Regions from separate parts of the Homo sapiens genome. Here region 1 is linked to region 2. Evidence: chromatin loops called from intact Hi-C (ENCODE). Cell type or tissue: heart left ventricle. All regions are shown on one strand. Each heading gives the region's core, and the rest is flanking DNA. Links, peaks and the distances in the headings are about the cores only.

Evidence for each region. Peaks named below come from ENCODE experiments on the same cell type or tissue, not always from the same donor. Only the 100,000 strongest peaks of a DNase experiment are listed, where the experiment ranks them.
Region 1: a loop joins it to region 2, with 2.4 times the contacts of the local background. A loop is called at or near these places in 6 of 110 quality-filtered maps.

What each region holds. Positions count from the first base shown.
Region 1 is chr17:1,862,120-1,870,704 of GRCh38, reverse strand. All of the region lies in intron 5 of RPA1 (replication protein A1), which reads right to left. Among named protein-coding and RNA genes, the nearest start is that of RPA1, 36 kb to the right of the region's middle. In heart left ventricle, for the core only: a CTCF peak has its summit at 5,063 (motif pointing right); no DNase peak of the experiment used is centred there.
Region 2 is chr17:1,779,660-1,788,244 of GRCh38, reverse strand. SMYD4 (SET and MYND domain containing 4) reads left to right here. Exons shown (of 11, transcript NM_052928.3): 6 at 641-823; 7 at 1,272-1,435; 8 at 3,784-3,919; 9 at 4,769-4,885; 10 at 5,087-5,210; 11 at 6,806-8,585. The coding sequence ends at 6,959. Among named protein-coding and RNA genes, the nearest start is that of SERPINF1, 22 kb to the right of the region's middle. RefSeq lists an enhancer at 4,096-4,390. In heart left ventricle, for the core only: a CTCF peak has its summit at 4,045 (motif pointing right); DNase peaks (open chromatin) are centred at 2,008, 4,278, 5,498, 8,281 and 2 weaker places; H3K4me3 peaks cover 1,925 bases; H3K27ac peaks cover 7,331 bases.

The DNA.
Region 1 (8,585 bases), core at 236-8,235, 83 kb before region 2:
TCTTAAGAGGTACCTAACAGACAAATTCCCAGGGACAGAAAGTAGAAGAGGGGTCACCAGAGAATGGCGGGAGTGGGGAATGGAGTAGTGTTTAATAGGCTCAAGAGTTTCGGTTTGGGATGATGAAAAAGTTCTGAAGATGGATGGTGATGATGGCTTACGCCAACGTTAATGGACTTAATGTCACTGAACTGTATGCTTAAAACTGCTCAAATGTAAATTTCATGTTAGGTAGTATTTTACCACAATTTTTAAAAATGTGACTTACCTTAGTTTACCTATTCTAAGATCCACATTTTTTTCACATTTTAACATGTAAATTAATGTCTTACCATCACTTCCTTTTAGCAGTACATAATGTAACAGTACAGTCTTGTGATCCCCGGATTCTGAGAGTCCATGAAGCACAGAATATTTAACAATCAAGCCCTGTAATACGTATGAATTACAGCTACCCTTTCTTGAGTGCTCACCCTGCTTCAGGTACTGCATTCAGGAGAGTGCAGGTACGTGCATTGCTACAGTGCCTGCCAGCCCTAGGATGTAGACACTATTATCATACCCTTTAACAGGTGAGAACGCTGGGTTAGAGGAACCACGTAACTGGCTCAAATCACACAGCTGGGAAGCAGGACATCTGCTTGAACCGAGGCTTTTATGACTAGATCCATGTACTTCATCATCATCTAGGTAATTGTTAACTGTGAACGACCAATTCTGGCAGCCGCAACTCTAGTTGTGAGATCTGGTAATTAGGAAAAGCTACTAATCCACTTACTAGAGCAATCCTTAACTCCTGCTCTGGACCAGATGTGCAAATCTGGCACAAGAGACGAGAGACAGCCCGGAGCCAAATGGACGGCAAGAATCCGGTGCATTCTACATAGCAACATGTTGCAGTGCATGTTGTGAATGGCAAGGGGCCACGAGACCCCAGAAAAATCAGTCTACAGCTAAGTAAAAATCCTTCTAAAAATTAAATTACACCCCAAAGCAGTAATGCAGAGACTTAACTTCTGACACATCTTCTGCTTTGTGTCACCTGCAAATCAAACCATTCTAATAAGACAGGTCAACATCATGGTTCTCAGACTCTTTTGCTCTATGCTAGCTTTACATATCACTGGCTTTGACCTAGGGGGAAAATAGGATTTTTTTTTTTTTTTGAGACGTAGTCTCGCTCTTGTTACCCAGGCTGGAGTGCAACGGCGCCATCTCGGCTCACTGCAACCTCCGCCTCCCGATTTCAAGAGATTCTCCTGCCTCAGCCTCCCGAGTAGCTAGGATTACAGGCGCTGGCCACCACACCCAGCTAATTTTTGTGATTTTTAGTAGAGACAGGGTTTCACCATGTTGGCCAGGCTGGTCTCAAACTCCTGACCTCAGGTGACCCGCCCACCTCAATCTCCCAAAGTGCTGGGATTACAGGCATAAGCCACCATGCCCGGCCGAAACAGGATATTTCAGAGCAGACTCTTAGCACCTCAAATTATTTGCACTCACACCTATCATTTTTATCATTATAATGGTTAAGTGAGCCATCGCAGAGAAAAATTCGCTAAACAGACAATGGAGAATAAGGGCAACAAAAAATTCAACTTCTACCAGTAAGTACTTTCTTAACAACTACAAACAATATGTAGAAGAGTCAATCCAATAATTTACAATTGCCTCTTGGCAGAAAATGGATGAAATCAGGCTGAAAGAAATTTCAACTAATGTCTTTCAATAATAAGTAACACTAATAATTAAGTATTGTGTAACAAATTTTAGTCAAAGTAAAATATTGTTAGCCATAGTATAGGTGCATGGAACTTATATACGCAGACAAAAATACAGTGGTAAATACGGGAGACTTTAAAATCATCTAATTCAATATAGTATGAAGCACGAATTATGTCTGAAGTTTTATTTCTCACACTTTGAAAATTCTATAAATATCAGACAATTTCTTTTTTCTTTTCCTGAGACGGGGTCTCGCTGTGTTGCCCAAGCTGGAGGGCAGTGGCGCGATCTCAACTCACTGCAACCTCAGTCTCCCAAGTAGCTGGGATTACAGGTACCCGCCATCACGCCTGGCTAATTTTTCTATTTTTAATAGAGATAGGGTTTCACCATGTATGCCAGGCTGGTCTCGAACTCCTGATCTCAAATGATCCACCCGCCTCGGCTTCCCAAAGTGCTGGCATTACAGGAGTGAGCCACCGTGCCCCGCCAAGACAATTTCAACGCACATTTTGGAATTCCTGCCTATTTGTGGGCTAGACTTAATTGTACTGGTCACCTCACATGGCACAAGTTCTGGATTAGGTGCTGGGAGGATACAAAATGAACTTTAGTTCTCCACCCGCTAGCACAGAGTGTGCGTCCTTTCCCAACAGAGGAGAAAGCACTGCGGTGAAATGCCCCGTGAGGTAGAAGTCACTATAAGAAAGCTATTTCCGCACTGGCTCACTGATCTGGTTACAACGAAATTCGAGAGTAAGTAATCCTGAACAGCAATCTTATCCCCCTGAGCTTTAACAGACACTGGAGAAAGGAAAGGCCCAGTGGAGCTGGGTACTGAAATAAAGGAATATTTTTCCATAGCCCTATGTTTATTTTCTTTTTTTTTCCCCCTTGAGACAGGGTATTGCTCCAATGCCCAGGTTGGAGTACAGCGGCATGATCATAGCTCACTGCAGGCCTTGACCTCCTGGCCTCAAGCAATCCCCCGACTCGGCCTCCCCGGCAGGTGGAACTAGTTACACGAGATCACGCCTGGATTATTTTTTGTATTTTTTTTTGTAGAGACTACTTTTGTCTCTACAGCTACCCAGGCTGATCTTTAACTCCTGGGCGCAACTGATCCTCCTGCCTCGACCTCCCAAAGTGCTGCGATTACAGGTGTCAGCCATGGCACCCGGCCCATAGCCCTGTATTTCTGACTAAGCAATAAGTATCCTTCAATCCTTTCATCATCTCCATCTTCTTTTTCTTTTTAATTTTTTTTTTGAGACAGGGTCTTGATCTGTCACCCAGGCTGGAGTGCACTGGTGTGATTACAGATCACTGCAGCCTTGACCTCCTGGGCTCAAGTGATCCTCCCACCTCGACTTCCCGAGTAGCCAGGACTAGAGGAGTGTGCTATCAGGCCTGGATAATTTTTTTGTTTGTTTTCTGTAGAGACAGGGTCTCACTATGTTGCCCAGGCCAATCTTGAATTCCTGGTCTCCAGCGATCCTCCTGCCTCAGCCTCCCAAAGTGTTGGGACTGAAGGTATGAGCCACTGAGCCCAGCCCATCTTCACTATAAACACTTTTGCCCCCAAAACAGAAAATGTCCAAAGCAATCATTCAATTAAATACAACACACACACACACACACAAACACTAGAAACCTGGCCAGAGGTGATAAAGCTGGGCACAATCACCTCTCTCTTGTCCTGACTGCATCCAAAGGTTTCAGAAAAATGCTAAGCATTGCTTTGTCTCAGCTCACCTTCCTGAAAGCTGAGAATGTGATAACAAATTCGCTCATTTTAACAAAACGTTACTACTGCAAAAAAAAGTGATGTGTCAATTTAATAATTTAGCCGAATAATTTACCCGATTCCCTCTCCAATTTAAAGCATCAAATTACAATTTGTGTAAATAAAAATTAATATCTAGTAGGTTCCAGTTCTAGAAAGAGCATAATGATGGCCTAGCCCCACATCTTCCCACTCTAAAAACCAATACAGAGCAACAGGAATGAATGCCAACTGCATACACATACATGCACGTGCACACAGACGTATACACATCTCTCATTAGAAACGACATCTTCAGTGAAACCAGGGAACAGAGAAAACCCGCACATTCCAAGTTGTGTGAAAATGAAGCCCGAAACACCATAAATCAAGAACCCACAACAGTATAAGACAGAAGCAGCATGAATAATTTCAGTGTAAAAACTAAAACGGTGGCCGGGCACAGCGGTCCCCGCCTGTAATCCCAGCACTTCGGGAGGCAGAGGTGGGCAGATCACCTGAAGTCAGGAGTTTGAGACCAGCCTGGCCAACATGGTAAAACCCCATATCTATTAAAAATATAAAAAAATTAGCCGGTGGCCGGGCGCAGTGGCCCACGCCTATAATCCCAGCACTTCGGGAGGCAGAGGTGGGCAGATCACTTGAAGTCAGGAGTTCGAGACCAGCCTGGCCAACATGGTAAAACCCCATCTCTACTAAAAATATAAAAAATTTAGCCGGGCGTGGTGGTGGGCTCCTGTGGTCCCAGCTACTAGGCAAGCTGAGACAGGAGAACTGCTTGAACCCAAGAGGCAGAGGTTGCACTGAGCCGAGATTGCGCCATTGCACTCCACCCTGGGTGACAGAGAGACTCCGTCTCAAAAAAAGAAAAAAGAAAAAAAAAAGATCTCTAAGCATATACAAGTATATGGGATTATCTCTAGGCCAAAAAAAAATTTTTTTGTTGTTTTTTGAGATGGAGTCTCACTCTGTCACCCAGGCTGGAGTGTAGTGGCACAGCCCTGGCTCACTGCAGCCTCTTTCTCCCAGGCTCAAGTGATCCTCTCACCTCAGCCTCCCGGGTGGCTAGGACTGCAGGTGTACACCACCACGCCTGGCTAATTTTCTGTATTTTTGGTAGAGACAGGGTTTCGTCATGTTGCCCAGGCTGGTCTTAAACTCCTGAGCTCAAGCGATCTGCCAAGCTTGGCCTCCCAAAGTGTCGGGATTACAGGCGGGGGCCACCACACCTGGCCAGAAAACTTTAAAAAAACAGGATATGGCTGGGCGCAGCGCTCACGCCTGTAATCCTAGCACTTTGGGAGACTGAAGTGGGAGAATCGCTTGAGCCCAGGAGTTTGAGACCAGCCTGAACAGCATAGTGAGGTCTCATCTCTATTAAAATAATAATAAATAAGTAAAAGCAGGAGAAAAAGACACGATAGTGTACACAGTATGCTGCCTTTTGTGTAGGCAAAGTGGAGTACGGAACGAGAATATATATTTGTATTTGGTTACATTCTCATGAAGAAACGCCTGAAGGATAAAAAGAAACCACGAAAACTTTACCTCTAGAGGGCAGCAGTGGGTGGCAGGGGCGGCAAGGGTAGGAGTAAGATTTCTCTGCACACACAATTCGGTAGCTATAACTTTAAATCATGTAACTACATTATCTTTTTGAAATCATTTAACCATATTATCTATTCAAGATTAATGTTTATTAAAGAAAACAGATGTCTGATTATCTCAGTTATATTTTACATTTATTTAATTATGCAAGTTTTAATGGACAAATATATAAATGTGAAATAGAGATAATTTTAATTATGTATATAACATTCCCGCAGTAGACTCACTCACACGATCTATGTACTTAAATACAATTTTCAAGTAGGCAAAAACTTTGGTATGAAGGTTAATCTTTGAAGGTCCGGGCACAATGGAAACTGTTCTCACTGGGAAATGACAAATGCTCATTCTCATTTCTTGTAGCAACCCATTGTGTGACCTTGGGGAAGTTACTTCACTGCCTCATTCACGTTTTTATTTAATGATTAAAAACTGATCAACTGATCTCTACAACAGTTTCCTCTACCTCAACATTCTGCGATTGTGCTGAATTCACTGCTAAGGTCCAGACCTGAGATTCTCCAACTTTCCTTTCCTTTCCATTATCTCACTTAGGCAAAGGCCAGGACTCAGTTCCAGGTAGGAAAACGAAGACAGGATGCAAGAATTACTTCCCACCTCAGCTTTCCCAGTAGCTGGGAGCGTGAACCACCACGCCCAACTAATTTGTTTTTATTTTATTTTTTTGAGACAAGTCTCACTCTGTCGCCCAGGCTGGAGTGCAATGGCACAATCTCGGCTCACTGCAACTTCCACCTCCCGGGCTCAAGTGATTCTCCTGCCTCAGCCTCCCGAGTAGCTGGGATTACAGGTGCCCGCCACCACACTCGGCTAATTTTTTTTATTTTTAGTAGAGACGGCGTTTCACCATGTTGGCCAGGCTGGTCTTGAACTCCTGACCTCAGGTGATCCACCTAAGGTCCAGCCTAAGAATTACTGGGTTCAATTCCACTTACCCTTAAGTGAAAACCCTACTAATAGTAAAAGTTAGTTATGGACTAATTGAAGAACTATGTTGTTAAAGTTATTTTTATTTATTTATTTTTGAGACAGAGTTTCACTCTTGTTGTCCAGGCTGGAGTACAATGGTGCAATCTCAGCTCACTGCAACCTCCGATTCCCAGGTTCAAGCGATTCTCCTGCCTCAGCCTCCCTAGTAGCTGGGAATACAGGCGCGTGCCACTATGCCCAGCTAATTTTTTTGTATTTTTAGTAGAGACGAGGTTTCACCATGTTGGCCAGGCTGGTCTCAAACTCCTGACCTCAGGTGATTCGCCCACCTCAGCCTCCCAAAGTGCTGGGATTACAGGCATGGGCCACTATGCCCCGCATATATTGGTAAATTTAAATTAAGACAGTGAATTAGTGTACTTCAGTGGGAACCAGCTAAGCACCTTTGTCTATTGGGAGCAGCAGAGACAGTTTAATTTTTAAGAAACAGCTCCTTCTCTGAGTTCAAACATAGCTTCCTACTGAGAAATCATTTGGGAAGGAGGAGATACACAGCGGAAGATTTCAAATAAGCCACATGAACATCTTCCAGCTTCTTGATGCTGACCAGCTTAAAGTCGATTTTATATTTTCAATGTCACAGTTATAATTAGTTAATATATGTACTTAATTAGTTATATGTTATTAAAATTATTCAATACACTCTGAACATTTCTTTTCTATAAATTATATCACAAATTTTTTTCCAAATATTCATGATTGACCATCATCTCTTAGTGACTTCAGATTTAGTTCAAAAATTGGCTGATTAGTAAAACAATAAAATTATGTTGTTCTGATTACTAAAAATATCTGAAAACATAACAACCATTTGAAAATTGCCTTCTACAAGTATGTTTTGAAAACTTTAAATTTTTAATAAAGCAAGATATGTTTCATAGAAAAACTTCAATCTGACTGGCCATTTAAATTTTGATGTCGGCCCCCTGCAGGGGCTCACGTTCGTAATCCCAGCACATTGGGAGACCGAGGCAGGTGGATTACCTGAACTCAGGAGCTCAAGACCAGCCTGGACAACATGGCAAAACTCTGTTTCTACAAAAAAATATAAAAAGTAGTTGGGGCCAGGCACGGTGGCTCACACCTGTAATCCCAACACTTTGGGAGGCCAAGGTGGGTGGATCACCTGAGGTCAGGAGTTCGAGACCAGCCTGGCCAACGTGGTGAAACGCCGTCTCTACTAAAAATAAAAAAAATTAGCTGAGTGTGGTGGCGGGCACCTGTAATCCCAGCTACTCGGGAGGCTGAGGCAGGAGAATCGCTTGAGCCCGGGAGGTGGAGGTTGCAGTGAGCCGAGATTGTGCCATTGCACTCCAGCCTGGGTGACAGAGTGAGACTCGTCTCAAAAAAATAAAATAAAATAAAATAAAATAAAATAAAATAAAATAAATTAGTTGGGCGTGGTGGTTCACGCTCCCAGCTACTGGGAAAGCTGAGGTGGGAAGATCACTTGAGCCTGGGAGGTTGAGGCTACAGTAAGCCCTTTTTGAGCCACTGCACTCCAGCCTGGATGGCAAAGCAAGAACCTGTCTCCAAATAACTAAATAAATAAATCTTGGCCGGGCACGGTGGCTCACGCCTGTAATCCCAACACTTTGGGAGGCTGAGGCAGGCAGATCACCTGAGGTCAGCAGTTCGAGACTAGCCTGGCCAACATGGTGAAACTTCGTCTCTACTAAAAATACAAAAATTAGCTGGGCGTGGTGGCGGGCACTTGTAATCCCAGCTACTTGGGAGCCTGAGGCAGGAGAATCACTTGAACCCGGGGGAGGTTGCAGTGAGCGGAGATCGTTCCAGTGCACTCCAGCCTGGGCAACAAAGCAAAACTTCATCTCAAAAAAAAAAAAAAAAAAAAAAGCTGGGCACAGTGACTCACGCCAATAATCTTAGCACTTTAGGAGGTCAAGGTGGGCGGATCACTTGAGGTCAGGGGATCGAGACCAACCTGGCCAACATGGTGAAACCCCATCTCTACTAAAAATACAAAAATTAGCTGGGCATGGTGGTGTGTGCCTGTAATCCCAGCTACTGGTGAGGCTGAGGCATGAGGATAGCTTGAACTGGGAGGTGGAGGTTGCAGTGAGCCAAGATCATGCAACTGCACTCCAGCCTGGGCAACAAAGTGAGACTCCATCTCAAATAAATAAATAAATAAATAAATATTGAGCTAATCGATATTAACATCTACTTCTTCCATGTGGACAGCAGGGACAAGAGAGGTATAAGAGAGCTACATTCTAAGCTGGGCGCTGTGGCTCACACCTGTAATCCTGGCACTTTGGGAGGCTCAGGTGGGCGGATTGCTTGAGCCCAGGAGTTCAAGACCAGCCTGGACAACATAGACTCCATCGCTACAAAAAAAAAAAAAAAAAAAAAAAAATACGGTTGGGGGCGGTGGCTCACGCCTGTAATCCCAGCACTTTGGGAGGCTGAGGCGGGCAGATCACGAGGTCAG
Region 2 (8,585 bases), core at 332-8,331:
GAGTAGCTGGGACTACAGGTGTGCACCACCACAGCTGGCTAATATTTTAATTTTTTTTTTTTAGAGACCAAATCTAGCTGTGTTGTCCAGGCTGGCCTTGAACTCCTGGGCTCAAGCAATTCTTCTGCGTGAGCCTCGGGATTTCAGGCAGGAGCCCTGGTGCCTGGCCTGCTTAAATATATAAAGTTTGGGGTAGTAACTAGGTCGCTTGTTCTGTTAACCAACCAAAGACCAGATAAACAAAAGCCCTTGGGCTCTAAAAGTCTTTGGGAAGTCACCTCAACAGGGGCTCTGGTTTCTATGTGAGAACATTATGAAACTATCTAGAACGCTCCCTACTTATCATCCCTTTTTTATTACTTCTTTATAAGTTCTTATCTTTGGCTATTTCGTGGTGTAGAGACACAGTCGTTAGGTTCCAGGACTCCAGTGGACTTTGTGTGCGTTCATCCACTTTGCTTCCTGGGGACTGGAGCTTGCCGTGAGTCATGTCCCATCTGATTTATATTGGATCTGGCTGTGGAGCCATGACTCACACGGGCTGCAGGCCTAGCTGCCCAGCTCATCTTCTGAGGAACAGAGGGCAAGGCCAGGGCTCATGTGCTGACACCTTTTTCCTTCTTTCCTCTTGCCCTTTCAGGACCTAAAGGGAGCATCGTTACCGACAGCAGGCAGGTGCGCCTTGCCACAGGCATCTTCCCTGTTATCAGCCTCCTGAACCACTCCTGTAGCCCCAACACCAGCGTGTCCTTCATTAGCACTGTCGCCACCATCCGGGCGTCACAGCGGATTAGAAAGGGGCAAGAGATTCTCCACTGCTATGGTGAGCCATCCCTCCGCACTGCCATCCTGCCCTTCTCCAACAGAAAAGGACGGGGACGCAAGTCAGCAAGCCACCAGGCATGTGACTTCACCTGTCTACTGTCTGCTTCCTGGAAGAGGCAGTGAACACTTAGGCCAAAAACAAGGAAGGGAGGATGGAAGGAATGGCCTTCGTGCTAGGGCCCTATTGCGGCTAAACTATGTCTCGCTGTTTAATCACTATAAACTTCCTATTCTGAAAATGGGCTAGGAACAACTTCTTGGCTTCTCTTTCTTCCTGTCTCAGCAACTTGGAAGCTTATTTTAGTATCCAGTTCCACAAATATTTGGGTAAAGGTTAGCTGTCACATGATAGGTAATTGTCCAGACCCTCTGCTAAGCTGAAGGTTTTTACGTAGTGTTTGACTCTCTCTTGCTTTCAATATTGGCTGACGGTGATCTCCCTCCAGGGCCTCACAAGAGCCGGATGGGGGTTGCCGAAAGGCAGCAGAAGCTGAGGTCTCAGTATTTCTTTGACTGCGCCTGTCCAGCTTGTCAAACTGAGGCACACAGGATGGCTGCAGGGCCCAGGTGGGAAGCATTCTGTTGCAACAGTTGCGGAGCGCCCATGCAGGTAATTCTCTCTTCTGTCTCCTCCACTTTTCCTGGAGGTCAGTTTTCCACCCCAAGGGTGATCAGTGTTTAGGAGGAAGCCATCAGGGACTTGTAAGTGCTGAGACCAGTAATATCACCTCCATTTTAGCCAGTCATCCCCATACACTAGTTCCCCTCCAGAGAAACCACAGGGAAAGGTTCAATTTAGTAATGTTTCCTTTATAAAGGACAGAAGATCCCATCTGAACTGGTTTGGGATCTGGGGGAGACTGGGAATTTATTTGCTGAAGTCAGTCATTGAAAAGTCCCAGGATAGGCTGGGCACAGTGACACATGCCTATTATCCCAGCACTTTGGGAGGCTGAGGTGGACAGATCACTTGGAGGCCAGGGGTTCAAGACCAGCCTGGGCAACATAGCAAGACCCTGTCTCTACCAAAAAAAATGTTATGAGAAAAATTCCAGGATAAGGCTGCTTAAGATACAGCTTGATCCAGGGGCTTTCTGTCCACCCCTCTCAGCTTCATTTTCTCTGTGTTAGCCCATCCTCAGATAGACTTCCCTCTTACGATGCAGGATGGCTGCCAGCAGCCCAGCCTGCGGATTTCCTGCCAAGGAGGATAAGAGCACATGCCACTCAAACAGCAGCCTGGGCAGAGATGTTACTGTGTTTCATTGACCTGAGAACTGTGGCTGGAGGAAAATTAGACATAGTTTTCCTCCAGCCATTTGGGCCAGAGGAAGGAGCCATATGTGAGCCACATGCCACACCCTCAGCTGTAGGGCAAGGGCCATGGGACTGAGGGTGAGAGGGATCCTTATGAGAAACTGGGTTGGGTTGCTGTTGCCAAATGAGAAAATAGATATCGGCCTTTGAAACACAGCAGATGTCCACCTCGGAGGTTTCCCCTCTGCCACAAGTGCCGTATTCTTCTTAGGGGAGTCATGAGTGAAAGGCAGAGCCGGTTGTGTTAGAAAGCTAAACTTGGAGACCCAAGGTCAAATGTAGGACGATCGCACCTAGCACCTTTTTCTATTAGTTTTTTTTTTTTTCTTTTTTTTTTTTGAGATGGGGTCTTGCCCTGTCATCCAGGCTGAAGTGAGTGCAGTGGCACGATCTCTGCTTACCACAGCCTCAACCTCCCAGACTCAAGCAATTCTCCTGCCTCAGCCTCCCCAGTAGCTGGGATTACAGGCATGCACCACCATGCCCAGCTAATCTTTGTATTTTTAGTAGAGACGAGTTGGCCATGTTCTCCATGTTGGCCAGGCTGGTCTCGATCTCCTGGCCTCAAGCGACCTACCTGCCTCGACCACCCAAAGCGCTGGGATTACAGGCGTGAGCCACCACGCCCAGCCTTTCTATTGGTTTTCTTTTTTTTTTTTTTTTCTTTTTCTTTTGTGAGACAGAGTCTCTCTCATGTCACCCAGGCTGGAGTGCAGTGGTGCAATCTCGGCTCACTGCAAGCTCCACCTCCCGGGTTCACGCCATTCTCCTGCCTCAGCCTCCCGAGTAGGTGAGACTACAGGCGCCCGCCACCACCATGCCCGGCTAATTTTTTGTATTTTTAGTAGAGACGGGGTTTCACCGTGTTAGCCAGGATGGTCTCGATCTCCTGACCTCATGGATCCACCCGCCTCGCCCTCCCAAAGTGCTGGGATTACAGGCGTGAGCCACCGCACCTGGCCTTCTATTGGTTTTCTGAGGACTTTTTCATAACTACTAGAAATGTTTGTCATCAAGGCCGGGCACGGTGGCTCACGCCTGTAATCCCAGCACTTTGGGAGGCTGAGGCGAGCGGATCATGAGGTCAGAAAATCGAGACCATCCTGGCTTACACGGTGAAACCCCGTCTCTACTAAAAAAAAAAAATAAATAACACACACAAAAATTTAGCCGGGCTTGGTGGTGGGCACCTGTAGTCCCAGCTACTCGGGAGACTGAGGCAGGAGAATGGCGTGAACCCGGGAGGCGGAGCTTGGAGTGAGCCGAGATCGCACCACTGCACTCCAGCCTGGAGACCGAGCGAGACTCCATCTCAAAAAAAAGAAATGTTTGTCATCTAAAGTCCTGGCCCCAAAAAGCGACAAGAGGGGCTATAGAAGTGGAAAGAAATTGTGCACTGTACCAGTTCTGTTCCAAAAATGAAATCTCAGGTGGGATCAGCTACTGCTGATACACTTCATTAGAATTGCCGCCATTGCCGCCATCAAACAAAATTCGCTCAGACTTTCGTCACGATGTATTGTTACAGGAGTCTCTTTCCCCCATGAGGTAAGAAACTATGGAGCAGTCCTGTAATGTAAGCACAGGCGGTGTTGATAACTGACCCTGGCATTGGAATAAAGAGAAAACTGACTTCCACAGGGAGATGACGTGCTGCGCTGTGGCAGCAGATCTTGTGCAGAATCCGCCGTCAGCAGGGACCACCTGGTCTCTCGGTTACAGGACCTACAGCAGCAGGTCAGAGTGGCCCAGAAGCTTCTCAGAGATGGTGAACTAGGTGAGACTGGCTCCCTGCTTTGGTCCTCCAGCCCCTTCCCTTTTATTTGTTCTGATACCGTTTTGGACTCAGGGATACTCAGTACTGATGGGAGAATTGGATGTAATTATCCCCATGCCAGCCACAAGATGGCTATATAGGCCAGTGAGTCCAAACCCTGACCAGCTTTGTTACTGTGGGGCCCTTGAAAAGGGGCCAGGTGATTTCAGCTGTTGTTTTCTTCTGCATCTGATTGCTAAGTTGAAGTACCCCTGCCAACTAACGGGTCATCGCTGACATCCGTGAGCTGTGTGCAGTTCCAGAAGTTGAGTGTCATTTATTTTAATTCCAGGGCCTAGTGATGTAACTTCCTAGAAGGGCGGTTCTTCCCTCCTCAGAGCTAGTCTCTGCTAGAGAGCAGTGGGGCGTGAGCCCAGCTGATAGGAGTGTCTTGCTTTTGTCTGAGACTTGCGGAGCTCCCCATTGCCCTTGAAAACCCTGCCTTAGAGCTTGACATCATGGGATTTTTATTTACCCTGCTTTATGAAAGTTGACCTTTAGCTTAGATTTCAGGGTCAAGAGAAATCATGGCCGTACGTGAAAGGTAGAGTTGGTCGAGTTGGGAAGTTAATGTTGAAAATACAGTGTAAATGTGGGGAGGCCTCCCCTAGCGCCTTTCTCCACTGACAGAGAAAACAGAAGAAAACAGCAGCTTTATTGGAACAGACATTGTGCGTTGGTGACAACCCAGGGAGGCCAGGGGGAATTTCCACATTCAGCCCAGCTGATTCAGAGGATTTGAGACCTGGATTCTCATTCCTAGGACTGGGCTTCTGTCTATAGTGAGACGTCTTTCCTCTGCATTGACAGAGCGAGCTGTTCAGCGGCTGTCGGGGTGCCAGCGTGACGCCGAGAGCTTCCTGTGGGCAGAGCACGCCGTGGTGGGAGAGATCGCGGATGGCCTGGCCCGGGCCTGTGCTGCCTTAGGTACAGCATGAGCCTTCACGTTCTGCGTCGGGAACAGTCTGCTGTGGGCACTTCGCCGTGGCCCCGGCCTTGTCTGCCTGGTTACCCCCCGCTCTGTAAACTGAGGGTGCTCCCCCTCTCGTTCCATTTCCTCCCCCTGAAAATATGCATCCACAGTTGACAGTGGTTCTTTTCTGGAACAAGATTTTTCTCTTCTCACAGGAGACTGGCAAAAGTCAGCCACCCATCTACAGAGGAGTCTCTACGTGGTGGAGGTTCGCCACGGGCCGTCCAGTGTTGAAATGGGCCATGAGCTCTTCAAATTGGCCCAGATCTTTTTCAACGGGTGAGTCCCTTTCCCACTTCACAGGGCACACACTGTTCCTTTCCTAGGCTCTTCTGGGTATTACTTTTTTTCTATGGTGTTTTTAAAAGCATGTTGAAACTTCTTTATTTCCTCTTTAGGAGAGATCTTTGCCTTCTGTTTTGCTAACAAACATAACGCTTTAGAATTTCCTCCTGGGAGGCGGAGCTTGCAGTGAGCCAAGATCGCGCCACTGCACTGTAGCCTGGGCGACAGAGCGAGACTCCATCTCAAAAAAAAAAAAAAAAAGAATTTCCTCCTGGGAGATATGGGGAAAGCTTTTAGATCTCAAGTGAGTTTCCCAGAGAGAACTTGGCCAGGCAGCCCCACCCACCCTCCAGTATAGCTCTCCTTCTGGTTGTTCTCTGGTTCGTCACAGCCCCTTTGGCTGTCTCATTCCCAGCACTCTCAGCTCCAGGCTCTCTGCCTTCTCCCTACTCTGCATCCTCTTCCTTTTAAAGCGTTTGCTTGAACCAGGGCTGATTTTACCCCCAGACAACATGTGGCATTGCCTGGAGACTTTTTTTTTTTTTTTTTTGAGAAGGGGTCTTGCTGTCTTGCCCAGGCTGGAGTACAGTGGCTCGGTCACAGCTCACTGCTTCCTGCAACTCCTGGGCTCAAGCGATCTCTGGAGACATTTTGGATTGTCATGACTTGGAAGGGGGGTGCTGCTGGCATCTATTCGAAAGAGGCCAGAGGTGCTGCTAAGCATCCTCCCGGGTACAAGACAGTGCCCCCCCCACCAACCCCAGCAAAGAAGGAGCCAGCAACAGTGTCAATAGTGTCAGGGTCGAGAAACCCTGCTTTTTTGCTGCTGTTGTTTGTTTTTTGTTTTAAATCCCCTGTTCTACTTTGAAGGTTAAAAGGAAAGAACAGCACGCTGATGAGCTGATGCCAAATCCACTTTTGCTACTGAGACCATTTAGGGCCCAATTTCAGGATTTCCGGGTGGAACCTCCAACCCTGGTAAAGCTGCCCTTGGTGTATGTGGCTATGAGAAAGTGCTTAAAGCTTCAACCTAAGGCTGTGCTGAGTGGGCCTGGTACCCAAGACACAGAGACATTCTGTTTGGTCAGAGAGAGAGAAAAGGGCTGCAGAGTTAGGTCAGAGGTCAGCCCTAAGATGGTCACCCTAAAATGAAAACTGCTATGTAAACCTGTGGTAAATACCAGATGAAAACTTTGAGGCCGGGTGTGGTAGCTCACGCCTGTAATCCAGCTGCCCAGGAGGTTGAGGCAGGAGAATCACTTGAACCCGGGAGGCGGAGGTTGCAGTGAGCCGAGGTCGCACAAATACCTGGGCGACAAGAGTGAAACTCTTGTCTCAAAAAAAAAAAAAAAAGCTTTGAGATTTGCCTCGTGTTCTCAGGATCCTGGCGTCTATACTATCTTTTATAACTGTTTTCTCACACTTTTGTTTTGCAGCGTGTTTGTGACAGTGTCTTACTTACTGTTCTAGATTGTAGGATCCTTGATGACAGAAATGATCTTACATTCTTCACGGTGTGTGAGTAGGCCCTCAATTAACATTTGCCTCACAAATCAGTGAACTAACTCCTCTTACCTCCCTTGGCTCAGGTTTGCAGTACCCGAAGCCCTGAGCACAATACAGAAAGCTGAGGAGGTTCTGTCGCTGCACTGTGGCCCATGGGACGATGAAATCCAGGAGCTCCAGAAGATGAAATCCTGTTTGTTGGACTTACCACCCACCCCTGTAGGGCCTGCATTGTAGGGTTCCAGGAGGATTTTGACCCACAGAAAAGGAGCCCATGGAACACAAGTTAAAGAGGTTTTGCTGGCCAGGTATGGTGGCTCACGCCTGTAATCCCAGCACTTTGGGAGGCTAAGGTGGGCGGATCACCTGATGTCAGGAGTTCAAGACCAGCCTGGCCAACATGGTGAAACCCCATCTTTACTAAAAATACAAAAAACTAGCCAGGCGTGGTGGTGGGCACCTGTAATCCCAGCTACTTGGGAGGCTGAGGCAGGAGAATCTCTTGAACCCAGGAGGCGGAGGTTGCAGTGAGCCGAGATCGCTCCACTGCACTCCAGCCCAGGTGACAGTGTGAGACTCCATCTCAAAAAAAAAAATAAGAGGCCGGGTGCGGTGGCTCAAGCCTGTAATCCCAGCACTTTGGGAGGCCGAGGCAGGCAGATCACGAGGTCAGGAGATCCAGACCATCCTGGCTAACACGGTGAAACCCCGTCTCTACTAAAAATACAAAAAAATTAGTCGGGCGTGGTGGCGGACGCCTGTATTCACAGCTACTCGGGAGGTTGAGGCAGGAGAATGGGGTGAACCCGGGAGGAAGAGCTTGCAGTGAGCCGAGATCGCGCCACTGCACTCCAGCCTGGGTGACAGAGCCAGACTCCATCTCAAAGAAAAAAAAAAAATATTAAGAGGTTCTGCTGCCAGATGTGGGTTCTGTGGGTCGGGTGTGGGTTCTGTGGGTCGGGTGTGGGTTCTGCAGACCAGGTGCGGATTCTGTGTAGGTTCTGCAGGCCCAGTGTAGAGGCTCACACCTGTAATCCCAGTACTTTGAGACGCTGAGGTGGGAGGATCACTTGAGCCCAGGAGTTCAAAACCAGCCTGGGCAATATAGTGAGACCGTATCACTACAAAAAAGTTTTTTTAGTTCACCGAGCATGGTGGCACATGCCTGTAGTCCCACCTACTCGAGAAGCTGAGATAGGGTCACCTGAGCCTGGTAGGCTGAGGCTGCAGTGAGCCAAGATCGCACTACTGCACTCCAGCCTGGGTGACAGAGTAAGACCCTGTCTCAACAAAAAAATAACAGGTTCTGTTGCTGCTGAGCTTTCGTCAGGAAGATAAGACTTTCCCAACAGTCCGAAGCCTAGGATATGAGGGCTGAGGAGGACTCAAACCGTTGCAGTCAGAGAGACACCTATTTTGGTGAATATTTTTTGAAATAGTTAAGTGGCCTCCAGTACAAACTCCCAGTTCCCAGAAAAGACTTAAAACTAGTATCTGGAGATTCCAAGTCCTTTAAAAGGATTTTAGCTGATCTGCAGGCATCTGGATGTTAGCCTGGGGTTTTGGCTGGATTCCACCTCGCTCAGTGATGATAGTCTGTTTCCCTGGAACATTCCTGTGGTTTTAGTAGTAATGAGATGTGTGCACCACTCCAGTGGGAACTGAAGCTCTTAGTAGTTACATTGTAATTAAAAAAGAATTATAAAACAAGAAATCAGCAAGCCTGCTTACCTCCAGAGACACACCGTTCCACTTACAGTATCTAGCTTCCTCGACTCCTTTGTTAAAATCGTGGAGTATGAACCGTGACCAGAGAAGTAAATATGGAGCCGTTTTATTGAGCAGTTTCCTCCAGGGATGACG